Regions from separate parts of the Homo sapiens genome. Here all the other regions are linked to region 3. A link is a contact called in ENCODE Hi-C or POLR2A ChIA-PET data. All regions are on one chromosome and are shown on one strand. Each heading gives the region's core, a stretch centred on a gene start or an enhancer-like site at or near the end of the contact. The rest is flanking DNA. Distances are from core to core; before and after follow the strand shown.

The links. Hi-C counts contacts between places; a loop is a spot of excess contacts on that map. ChIA-PET counts read pairs that join two places held with the same protein, here RNA polymerase II (POLR2A). Pooled maps may share reads with other maps.
Region 1: a map of mammary epithelial cell shows a loop between it and region 3 (4-fold over the local background). The contact joins the enhancer-like site here to the promoter of ARRDC4 in region 3. A Hi-C loop is called at or near these places in 6 of 168 maps with a recorded cell type or tissue (MCF 10A, aorta, endothelial cell of umbilical vein and 3 more) and 5 of 50 pooled maps. POLR2A ChIA-PET finds 5 or more read pairs at or near these places in 2 of 52 experiments (BJ and MCF 10A).
Region 2: a loop to region 3 is called in a pooled map, with 2.4 times the contacts of the local background. The contact joins the enhancer-like site here to the promoter of ARRDC4 in region 3. A Hi-C loop is called at or near these places in 10 of 168 maps with a recorded cell type or tissue (Caco-2, Calu3, MCF 10A and 7 more) and 16 of 50 pooled maps. POLR2A ChIA-PET finds 5 or more read pairs at or near these places in 2 of 52 experiments (BJ and MCF 10A).

What each region holds. Positions count from the first base shown.
Region 1 is chr15:98,033,999-98,037,735 of GRCh38, forward strand. No RefSeq gene overlaps it. Among named protein-coding and RNA genes, the nearest start is that of LINC02251, 33 kb to the left of the region's middle. Within about 2 kb of position 1,838, at least 3 of the 41 ENCODE cell types and tissues checked have a DNase peak (open chromatin) inside an H3K27ac peak, as active enhancers do; they include mammary epithelial cell, where a contact is called at or near this core.
Region 2 is chr15:97,891,365-97,894,898 of GRCh38, forward strand. No RefSeq gene overlaps it. Among named protein-coding and RNA genes, the nearest start is that of LINC00923, 19 kb to the left of the region's middle. Within about 2 kb of position 1,292, at least 2 of the 41 ENCODE cell types and tissues checked have a DNase peak (open chromatin) inside an H3K27ac peak, as active enhancers do; they include heart right ventricle, where a contact is called at or near this core.
Region 3 is chr15:97,958,599-97,962,132 of GRCh38, forward strand. ARRDC4 (arrestin domain containing 4) reads left to right here and starts at 2,105. Exons shown (of 8, transcript NM_183376.3): 1 at 2,105-2,570. The coding sequence starts at 2,264.

The DNA.
Region 1 (3,737 bases), core at 588-3,087, 75 kb after region 3:
AGCAGGTTACAGAGCTCACTTCTGATACTGGCTCCTACTTGACACCTGGAGATGGGGCTACAATGATTAAAAAACAAGGGAGCACTCCTGTGCCAATGTCTGGAACACAGCGAATCTTCCTCTCTGCCTTCCTACCCGAGGCTTCTTTCCCAGAACTCACCAGTGGTTCTGGGCTGCTCTGGCTCAGGCACATTTAGTCATCCTTTGGGATTGATACGGGAGCTTCTTGGGCATCTTTTTGTGTCATGGAGTGAGGGGTTAATAGACCCCCTGGGACTCTACGATCAAGTTCCTTTATCTCTTCTTCTCAATTTCTTCAGTTAAAAAAATTTCAGTATCTATTTCTAGGACTTTCAATCCCCCTCCTGCTGTTAAAGTCTTGACCTCCTACATGATGTGAGTTTTTGAACTTACCCAGATCTGCTGTCAATTCGGTTCCTGAGAACTGTGCTATGTTTTCCCCTGGGGCTCTCTCCAGTCTCACTTCTTAACTCTCCTCAAGTTCCCTTTACCACCAACCCTAATAGAAAAGAAGGGATGGGACAGGCCATCCTCTGGGGATCACCAGAATAAGAAACTTCAATCCACAAATGATCAAAGACAATTCACTCTGCAAACGTCTGGACAGACATGAGAAGGAACAAGAATAAAACTACCACTCATCCATTAGCATGCATTTTTTTATGATTAAGGTGTTTATCATAGCAACAAAACTAAAACAAAATGAAAAACGAACCAACCAAGTGTTCAGTAAAAAGGGATGGGTTAAGTAAATCCCGATACATAATTACATCGTAATGCTATGTACCACTCAAAGCTATGATATGGAAGAATATTTAATGGCATAGAACAATGTTCATGATGTATTGCTAAACAAAAAAAAGTTTACAATACGAATCCTACACACACATGCAGGCACATGTGCAAACATGCATGCACACACACAAGTATGCACACGTGCAGACACAGGCATACATAAGTAGCTATGTAGTTATAATATACATAAAGAAAACAAAAGACTGGTAAGAGCCACACATCAAAATGTCAAGTGCTTATCATTACATATGATTTTTGCTAATTTTACTTGATTTTTAATGATCAGATTATATACCATTTTCTTTTTTTTTTTTTTTTACCTTCAAGTTATGAACTATTGTGACATATACCAGTTTTGTTTTGTTTTGTTTTTTTCCCAAGACAGAGTCTTGCTCTGCCACCCAGGCTGGAGTGCAGTGGCCCGATGTCGGCTCACTGTAACCTCTGCCTCCCAGGTTCAAGCAGTTCTCCTGCCTCGCCCTCTGGAGTAGCCGGGACTACCAGTGCAGGCCACCACGCCTGGCAAATTTTTATTTTTGTAGTCAGAGTTTTGCCATTTTGCCCAGGCTAGTCTCAAACTGTTGAGTTTAGGTGATCTACCCACTTCAGCCTCCCAAAGTGCTGGGATTATAGGCATAAGCCACCGTGCCAGGTGCCTGACATATACCACTTTTTAAAGGTGATTTTTTTAAAAAATGAAACTTCAGAGCCGCTCATCCCCCTACTTCCTTGCCTCTCTGAAAAATCTCTTGTGCTTTGAATCTCTGAGCTAAATGATCTTGTCTGCCCCTGGGCTATTGCTAAAGGACAGTGACCTCATTATCAATCACAGAAATCAAGGCACAAACTGCCAGCAGACTGAGCTTTGAGCTCAGAGCTTCTGCCTGGTTCCCTGTGCGTGAACACAAACTACATAACCTCATGTTGGGTCAAGAGAAGCCCACTTTCTTTACTCAGTCATTCTAGACAGCAGTAAGCTGCTTTCTATGCATGATTTCCAGTTACCTTGCAAGACGGTGCAAAACTGACTGCTTGGGCAGGCCTAGGCCAGGTGAGGAGAGAGAACCTTTAGTCCAAACCACATTGTTTACCTCTGATTCACATGCAACAGAGCCTGCTGATCATGCAGAAATGAGTAGTTCCATTACAAGAATTTTCTAGTTAAAAGCTAATCTATGTTTAATTTTAAATTTAATTTCAAATTTTAAAAAATTCAAGAGAAATATTTTAAAAGTTATTTTACACTTTCTTGCCTTGGTAAGCAAATTAAATCTAGTGCATTTATTTTGATGAATACTAATTATAATTAATTCTTCTCCACTCTAAGCGATGCTAATGTGGTGTACAATCTTATACCATGCAGGCCAAAACCCCTTGCCTTTCATGTCTTTTCTGCGTTCATCTCCTCCTTCACTGTTAAGAAGACATTTCATGTTCTGTTTCAGTCAGATGGAGCTGCTATGACAAGATACCATAGGCCAGGCAGATTAAACAACAGAAATTTTTTTCTAGAAATTCAGGGGGTCTAGGAAGTCCAAGGTCAATGTATGGACAAATCTTATGTCTTTTGAGCGATCGCTGGTGGAGACAGTGAGCTTTACTCTTTCTCTTCTTATAAAGACACTGATTTCATTATGGTGGCTCCAGTCTCACAAACTCATCCAAACCTAATCACCTTCTAAAGGACCCACCTCCTCTGCAGGGTAGGGCTTCATCATATGCATTTTGGGGGCTGCAAGCATACAGCCCATAACACCACCTACAGAGGGAAAGTGTTAATTTCTGACCTCCTTTATAATTCTTCACTTTTGATATTATCTTAATTGTGACAACAGAGAAACAACTCCTTAATATTGTTTTAATGGATAAGTAAATAAGTTCTGAATAAATCTTTAAGGTTTTGCGTGTTAATGTTTTCACCTATGGGTTTTTGTCTATACGTTCAATCTGGTTTGGTCAGAATTTTTTTTTTATTATTTACTGGCTTTTGTTCATTCTTCAGCTAAAGTAGAGGATAAATGATCTTCAAACACAAGGTGTCCACCTGTCTTTTAAACATGGACTTTACTGTTGGTTTGCTTTTATTTTTCATCTTTCCTTAAATAAAATAAATGTTCTTCAATGGGAAAATCTGCGTCCCGTATTTGGTCCTCTACTATTCTGAACACAGAGCAGATGCTTGATAAACACTGCGCAACTGGCAATTCACAGACCTCAAAGACTCTTAACTGTGTAGGCCAGACGTGAAGCCATGAAATAATAAATCAAAGGCACAAGTGTGCATAGCAATATGATGAAAAATTAAATTTCTACGAGAAACTATAATTCCTAAAACAGTGTTTTTTAAATCTGTTTATCTGGGGACTCCCTACCAAAGAACTCTAAAAACTGCATACTAAGTGGTGCATTTATAGATGTACTTCTAAAATGTGTCATGGTTAAGTTTACAAAGTTACAGAGAATATGCTTTTTTGATACATTGTAACTATTGACTTTTAAAAATAAAGCTGATCCTTCATTTTAAATATATCTAATAGAATCTAGATATCACGGTGATTAATCCTTCCATCATCCACTTTAAAAATCTACAAACAAGTTCCTCTTAATAGACAGAAATTTCATTTTTTCTTCTTGAACTCTTATTTGTATTCCACTCACTTGGCATAATTTTATTTCTCTAGGTTGACTTATTACAGTTATTGATAGTATACAATACATAGTCTTCATAAAATTTTACTGAAATGCATATTTAATGAGATAAAGTTTTTAAATTTGTTTTACATATTGCTAAAATGGGATAGAATTAGCTTCCAGGGACAGGGCACAGTGGCTCATGCCTGTAATCCCAGCACTTTAGCAGGCAGATCACTTGAGACCAGGAGTTTGAGACCAGCCTGGCCAACTTGGTGAAACCCTGTTTC
Region 2 (3,534 bases), core at 42-2,541, 68 kb before region 3:
TTCAAGTGATTCTCCTGCCTCGGCCTCCCAAGTAGCTGGCATTACAGGCATGCACCACCACACCCAGCTAATTTTTGTATTTTTAGTAGAGATGGAGCTTCACCATGTTGTCCAGGCTGGCCTCAAACTCCTGACTTCAGATGATCCACTCAGCTTGTTCTCCCAAAGTGCTGGGATTACAGAAGTGAGCCACCGCGCCTGGCCCCACCATCACTTCTTCTGTCACTAAACCCCTTATTTCTCTTCCTGGGCCTGAGTTTCCTCAGGAGAGAAAAGAGAAAGGGCTGCCAAGGAGGCAGCAACAACATTTTGCAATTCTCCTCACCTGCTTCTGCTCTTCACAAGACCACAACAGCTGGTGACTTGGGCAGAGGCTCGCAGGACCTTCTCCTAGATGAGGCAGGCAGGGCCCTTCAGCCTGGGAGGCCTGGACATCCTGGTGAGGGTGGGACAGTGGCTGCCCTCATGCTGCCTGGTTTTCACTGATAGCTTGATGAAGATGTTACAAAGCTCTTAAAAGCCCTATTTCTGTGTCTCTTTAAACTTCAAAGGGTGCCATGTCACAGCCTGCCTTAAGCCCTGGGGTGATGCGAGCCACCCTTGAACAGGTGGACTGATTGGTACAGGTTACATTCCTGCTGTGTACACCAATCTCTCTCTCTGGGTAACCCATATTTTCATGTTGTTAACTGTCAAGTTCGAACATTTGAACCAAATCATAAAATTTGTATGAGACACAAAGTTGTCCAGACAGAAATGAGCTCCATTTCAGTGGTAGGGAAACAAGCACATTTAAACACTCTGACCCGAGGTAGATCCAGCTGGAGGCCCTGAAGCTTATACAATTTGGGCATGCCATGTAAGAAAGAGAATAAAAAGTTACAGCATAACATTAGCTACAGAGCCTTGGAAAGGGCCTTGCATAGGAGAGGAATGAGGCTCAGGGTTGTTCTAAAGCACCCTGGGGGCTTGGTCAACCCCAAATGCTGACGTCATTCCCAGAGCTTCAGTTTAGGTGAGCATGACGAGGGACTGGGAAATTTCTAACAAGTTGTTCGGTAGCACCAAAGCTGCTGGTCCACACAGAGTGTCCATACCTTGAGAACCACAGATTTATACAAACACGGGTCACGGTCTCTTCAAGAAACATACACATTCTTTTTCACATTTTACAAAATCTTATTTAGTATCCCACATTTTACCAAAAATACACAGGACAGCGTGACAGTCTCTCCCAGGGCTGTCGAAGGGCCCCGGCGAGTGAGAAGCACAGAGGCAGAAGCTTCACTTGCTTTGCAGACAGGCCATGGCTGGGGAGGCCACTTCACCATTCAGCAGAGCCCTAAGAGGTTGCATTTCTGTGATGAGAGCACTGTGTCAACTGTCCTCAAAACAGAACACTATGTCTTGCCTGGATGACCAGATGCTGGTTATCTGTATTGCTACCAGACGGAGCTAGGACAGTGTGTACGAGCTGTTACTATAGAGCTAGATTAAGGAATTCAAATCATGGACTTGCCATGGACTGCGTGGCCTTGATCAAGTTACTAACCTTTCTGTGCATCAGTTTCCTTGTCTCAAAAGTGGAGATGGTAATGGTACCTCCTTCGCAGTACAGTTATGAGGATTCGGCACTCAGTAAATGACTAGCTGGTAGCAGCAGCAGCAGTGTAATTGGCTTACAGCACTAACTCTAGAAACTGACATGGATTCAAATCCTGGCCCCACCACTCCAGAGTGGCACAAACATAAGTAAGGAAATAATCTCCTTGAGCCTTTATTTCTTCATCTGTGAAACAGAAATAATAATGACACTTATCTAGCTAGAGTTCTTTAAGAGTGAAATGAGATAATGCATACGAACATGCTGCGTGCCCAGCACACAGTAAGGTTCCATAACTGTCAGCTGCTGCTAATGTTGTTACTATTGTCTCCGCATTTGATGATCTTATGTTAATCCTCATTGGCTCAGAAATCACAGAGGAAGCCCCCGGACCCTCTTGTTCCATTGCTGAGCACATGGTAAGAAGTCAACGCATGTCTTCTGTATTGAAACCGAAAATGGAATTGAATGCCTTTGTCTCATCAACATCAACATCAACATCAACATCAGAATTTATGGTTCATTTTGACATGAGTTAGTAAAAGTAATTCTATGAAAATCAAGGTGCAATTGTTCTGGTGGTGGAAAAGATGTAAAAGCTGGTTTCTTAGGAGTAAACCAAATTTCCCCTTTGGGTTGAATAAGTGATTGGTCTACTCATATTTATTGAGAGCTCAGTGATTTTATTGTTTGTGTGGCTGGGCTTGGATATACAGAACACTAAAACTATCAGGAGTGGAAGGAAGGGGCAGTTCTGGGAACTGTCATTTCATTGGCTACCAGGAAAATGGCTATGGTGGCGTTTCTAAGGCCACTCGGCAGACAGTGGACAATTGCCAGTGGGCCTGTTGGGGGCCATCTGTAAAGGGGCTTCAACTACAAAATGAAAAGGTTAAGAGACAGTGAAGAACCCTGGCCAGAAGCCTAGAACCAGCAGCAGAGACCACCCTTTGGTGAAGAAAAAGAGGCTGATTCTACCCCTATCCTTCTTTCCCTGCCTAAGCTCCTCCAAGAGGGGACTGGTGAGAGAGCAATGCTGAAATCCTCAATTGGAGGCTTTAGTTAAATGACGTTGTGGCTGTATTGAACTATCAGGTGTCAGAACCTATCATTTATACAGAAAAGGAGTAAAAATAGGATGACTCACTAAAGCTTTCCAAAATGCTGATTCATTCATTCAAAAGCATGTGTAGCACCTATTGTGAACCATAAATGGTTTCAACACCAGGAGGAAGTAAAGTGTCTATTCATCATTTTTATGATCGTGCCAGTTCCAGGTGCCGTAGAAACTCGTGTTCCCTACAGTGCAAGACTTATAGTACATATTCAATTAACTCTAGTTCAATTAAAATACGCAGGGAATATGCTTCTGGTATCAGATTAGAAGTATTTAGTCTGCAAACATCATCATGTTTACCATGGAAGATATGATACCCTGTTGTGTGCCTCCTTCTATATGAGTATGTCCTGTTTGTACAAGGAGACTGCCAGGAATGCCTCTAAGAGAGGGACCATGTAGTAACCAGCATGTGCCCTGCTAGTACCTGTCACAGGGTCTGTATTTGCTAATGAAAGTGGTCATCAACAACCTCCATATAGCGGCAATTGTTTATTGTGCCCCAGTCATTTTTCCTGTAAACCATGCCCAGCTTATGTGGGCAAGGTGTCCTGCGAACACAGCATAGGGAGCCTGCTTTCTGCTGAGAATTTCCAGGAAGGCATCTCAAAGAACAGACATTAAATTCAGTCAGTCCTTGAGATATGAGTAGGACTTTGGTGGTGCTGACTGTAGTGAATAGGGGGAAGAATATTTCAAGCAGAATGAACAAATAGCATATAGACTATATAGGACATTCAGGCCAGTAGCTGTGGCTCACACCTGTAATCCCAGCACTCTGGTAGGCTGAGGCAGGTGGATCACCTGAGGTCAG
Region 3 (3,534 bases), core at 855-3,354:
GTCTAGTAAACAAGAAATATTTTTAAAGGCAGAATGTGTGTTGGTCACACAGTCTGTTGTTACCTGTAGCCAAAACTATTGTTTGTTGTTGTTGTTTTGAGATGGAGTCTCGCTCTCTTACCCAGGCTGGAGTGCAGTGGCACAATCTCGGCTCACTGAAAACCTCCGCCTCCCGGGTTCAAGAGATTCTCCTGCCTCAGCCTCCCGAGTAGTTGCGACTACAGGTGCGAGCCACCACACCCAGCTAATTTTTGTATTTTTAGTAGAAACGGGGTTTCACCATGTTGGCCAGGATGGTCTCGATCTCTTGACCTTGTGATCTGCCCGCCTCGGCCTCCCGAAATGCTGGTATTACAGGTGTGAGCCACCATGCCTGGCTGGCCAAAACTGTTCTTAACTGAAATGAAAACAGAGAGTCTGGTCTTTCCCAGTACAGAATGCAAAACCTGCCATTTTGTCCTTTCATTACCGTTAGGACCATTGTCCTTTTCTCCCTCTCCCAGCCACTTAATTTGGAGGGAACCATTGCCTGGAGACAGTGAAAGTTTAGTAGAGTAAGAGGCAGAACACTATTCATGTATTGCAGAGCCAATACTACTACACGGTTAGGATACATCATTCAATCACTCAACATTTATTGAGCACTTACTGTATGCTAAGATCTGTGTTAGGCCCTAGAGGTCAAAAAACGAATGAGAACAAGTTCTGTGTTTCAAATGAGTGGGATGGATAATACATAGATAAACACGTAAGGTCACGTTGTGTTATATAAAAAAAAAAGTAGGCAGAGTAAGATCATGTAGGGAGCTATTCTAGACGAAATGGTCAGAGAATAGCAACTATTTCTGAACTTTACACAGAGCCTAATTTGTGACTTTTCCACTTTCTCTGAGAGGTAATAAGGAAATTTTGAACTTATAAAACTTTACTAAATCTCCACATTAATAATCTAAACTCAACGAGGGTAGTAGAGCAACCTTTACTTTGAGGTTTTTTTTTTAGGAAAATTGCTAAATTTCATTGTGAGATTAATCAATACATAACAGCTCACAAACGTGGCATGTCGATAAGGGGACAACTTAAAAGTTAAGAAAATGATGACCAGCTAATGACAGCTATGCAAGATGGTAAAAAACAGAACAGAGAAAAAATGGAAGGTTGAAAAGGAAAATGTAGCAGGACAAGCCGGAGGAAACTTGGGCGTGAGGAACAAGTCATCAAGGCAATTGGAAATTTCTGTGGATATGACAATGATGTCAGGAAACTTTCGGGTGGGGCAGAAACTTGAGTGACAGATGTTGTTCAAAAACAATGTGATTCATGATCTTATTTACAGCAGGAAGAATCAGAGTTCCAGCTATTCCTAACAGCGACACTGCGGAGCTTAGGAGGAGAACTCCTTAGGGGATGTATCAGGTTTAAAACCACAACCCTCATTTTTCTTATCTATGGCTCTTACATGGGCTGGGAATTCTGAAACCTGGGAGAGGCGGTGATCAAAAACCTGGAGGTTAGAAGATTCCAAGTCATTCATTAAAGTCCCGATGCGGCCGGCCCCCAAGATCTCAAAAGGAAATATTGCCGAGTTCCGTTTCCCAGAGCATCTATTTCCCCTCGAGTATTGCAGATGTAATCATAAACACAAGCCAGTTACAGCCACAACTTCATGCTTTAGCGAGAACCCAGTGGCTCCTGCAAAGTCCTTACGCTGCTAGAAACCCCGCCCCCGTTCGTAACTATGGGAACGGCTGACACGCTGAGAGCCGGAGATAACCCTGTTCCGCCCCCTCCCTGACAGATACTGTTTCCCACTGTCTGTCCACATGGGCGCACCGCCTCACTATTGGCCAGGGCTCCAGGACTGTGCCTGGCCTCAGCCAGTAAACGGCCTGTGCACGTGCACGCCGGAGCCTCCCGATTGGCCAACACTCCCTGATCACGCACGGCCTTCCTGCGCCCACCCACGCGTGGGAGCGCCAATGAAATGACTCAGTGACCATCTACAACAAATCAGCAAGAAGCAGGGCTCGCAGCTGACCAATGGCCGCCCGCCGGGGGTGGGCTGTCCCGGCCCTTTTCCAGGCCCAACTGGGTTTGTTAAAGCGACAGGCCTCTCGGCGAGCCGGTGCCCCATCGGGTACCGCACGGCTGCCGCGGCGGCCTTACCCTGCCGCGAGCGCCTGTGACAGCGGCGCCGCTGTGCTCGCGACCCCGGCTCCGGGCCTCTGCCGACCTCAGGGGCAGGAAAGAGTCGCCCGGCGGGATGGGCGGGGAGGCTGGGTGCGCGGCGGCCGTGGGTGCCGAGGGCCGCGTGAAGAGCCTGGGTCTGGTGTTCGAGGACGAGCGCAAGGGCTGCTATTCCAGCGGCGAGACAGTGGCCGGGCACGTGCTGCTGGAGGCGTCCGAGCCGGTGGCCCTGCGCGCGCTGCGCCTGGAGGCCCAGGGGCGCGCCACCGCCGCCTGGGGCCCGAGCACCTGCCCCCGCGCCTCGGCCAGCACCGCGGCCCTGGCTGTCTTCTCGGAGGTGGAGTACCTGAACGTGCGCCTCAGCCTGCGGGAGCCCCCGGCCGGTAAGCGCAGGCGAGCGCCTGGGGTTCCCCCGCCAGGCTGCGGGGCCGGGGAGGGGCTGGGAGGCCGCGCACCCTCGGGATGCCCACCTGGCAGGTGAGATCAGGGCGGGCTTCCGGGGGTGGGGTCCGGCCTACCCTCGCGGGTAAGGAGAGACCGCAAGTCCTGGGTGCGCAGCTCTTCCTGGCGCCCCGCCCCTGGCCCGCCGGGCCTGACCGGGACCAGTGGCTCGGGATTTTCTAGGACCGCGACGGGAGGGGGCCATTGGGTGCGGTGGGAACCTGTGATTGGACAATGGGGGATCCAGAAATCTAGGTCCTGTTCCTTCTGGTCCAAGAAAGGGACGGTGGAACCGGCGGCTATGAGGTTCCATTCTGCGGTGCCCGTGTCCTATGGCCTCCACTCCTCCCTATCCTGCATACGTTCTTGGTTCATGATGAATTAGCAGAAATTTGGTTTGGGGAATAGGGAAGTAGTTTCTGAGGGGTAGGAGTTCAAAGGAAGTGTTTTCCAGACTTGATCATCATGCTTGGTTTCCCTCTTCTGGGGAGCAGGGCAACTTAGTAAGAGTTGTACCTCTACCTGATACTGCTGCTGTTTCCTCCGCATCCTCTTCCTCCCCATCCTCCTCCTCCCCTCCTACCCGCTTCTTCCCCTCTCCCCCACTTCTCTCCACTCAAAATGCCTTTAGAGACAAGAGCATCAGGGCGTGTCGGGATTTCCCTTCCTGCTCACTTTGGTGAAGTCCAGTTCACAGTGTAGACTTTTCCAGAAGTACCCATGTGGGGACACACTACATGAGCGTTTCATTAATATTAGATACCAAAATTGGATCCCTTTAGTCACGAAAATACTAAGAACCATGAGTCTTACTCATTTCATGGATGGAAACTAGTTTAAACTTTTACGTTTTTGCCATGAGCTTTTATCTATCAAATAAAACAATGGTATGCACCTCCTCTCCTT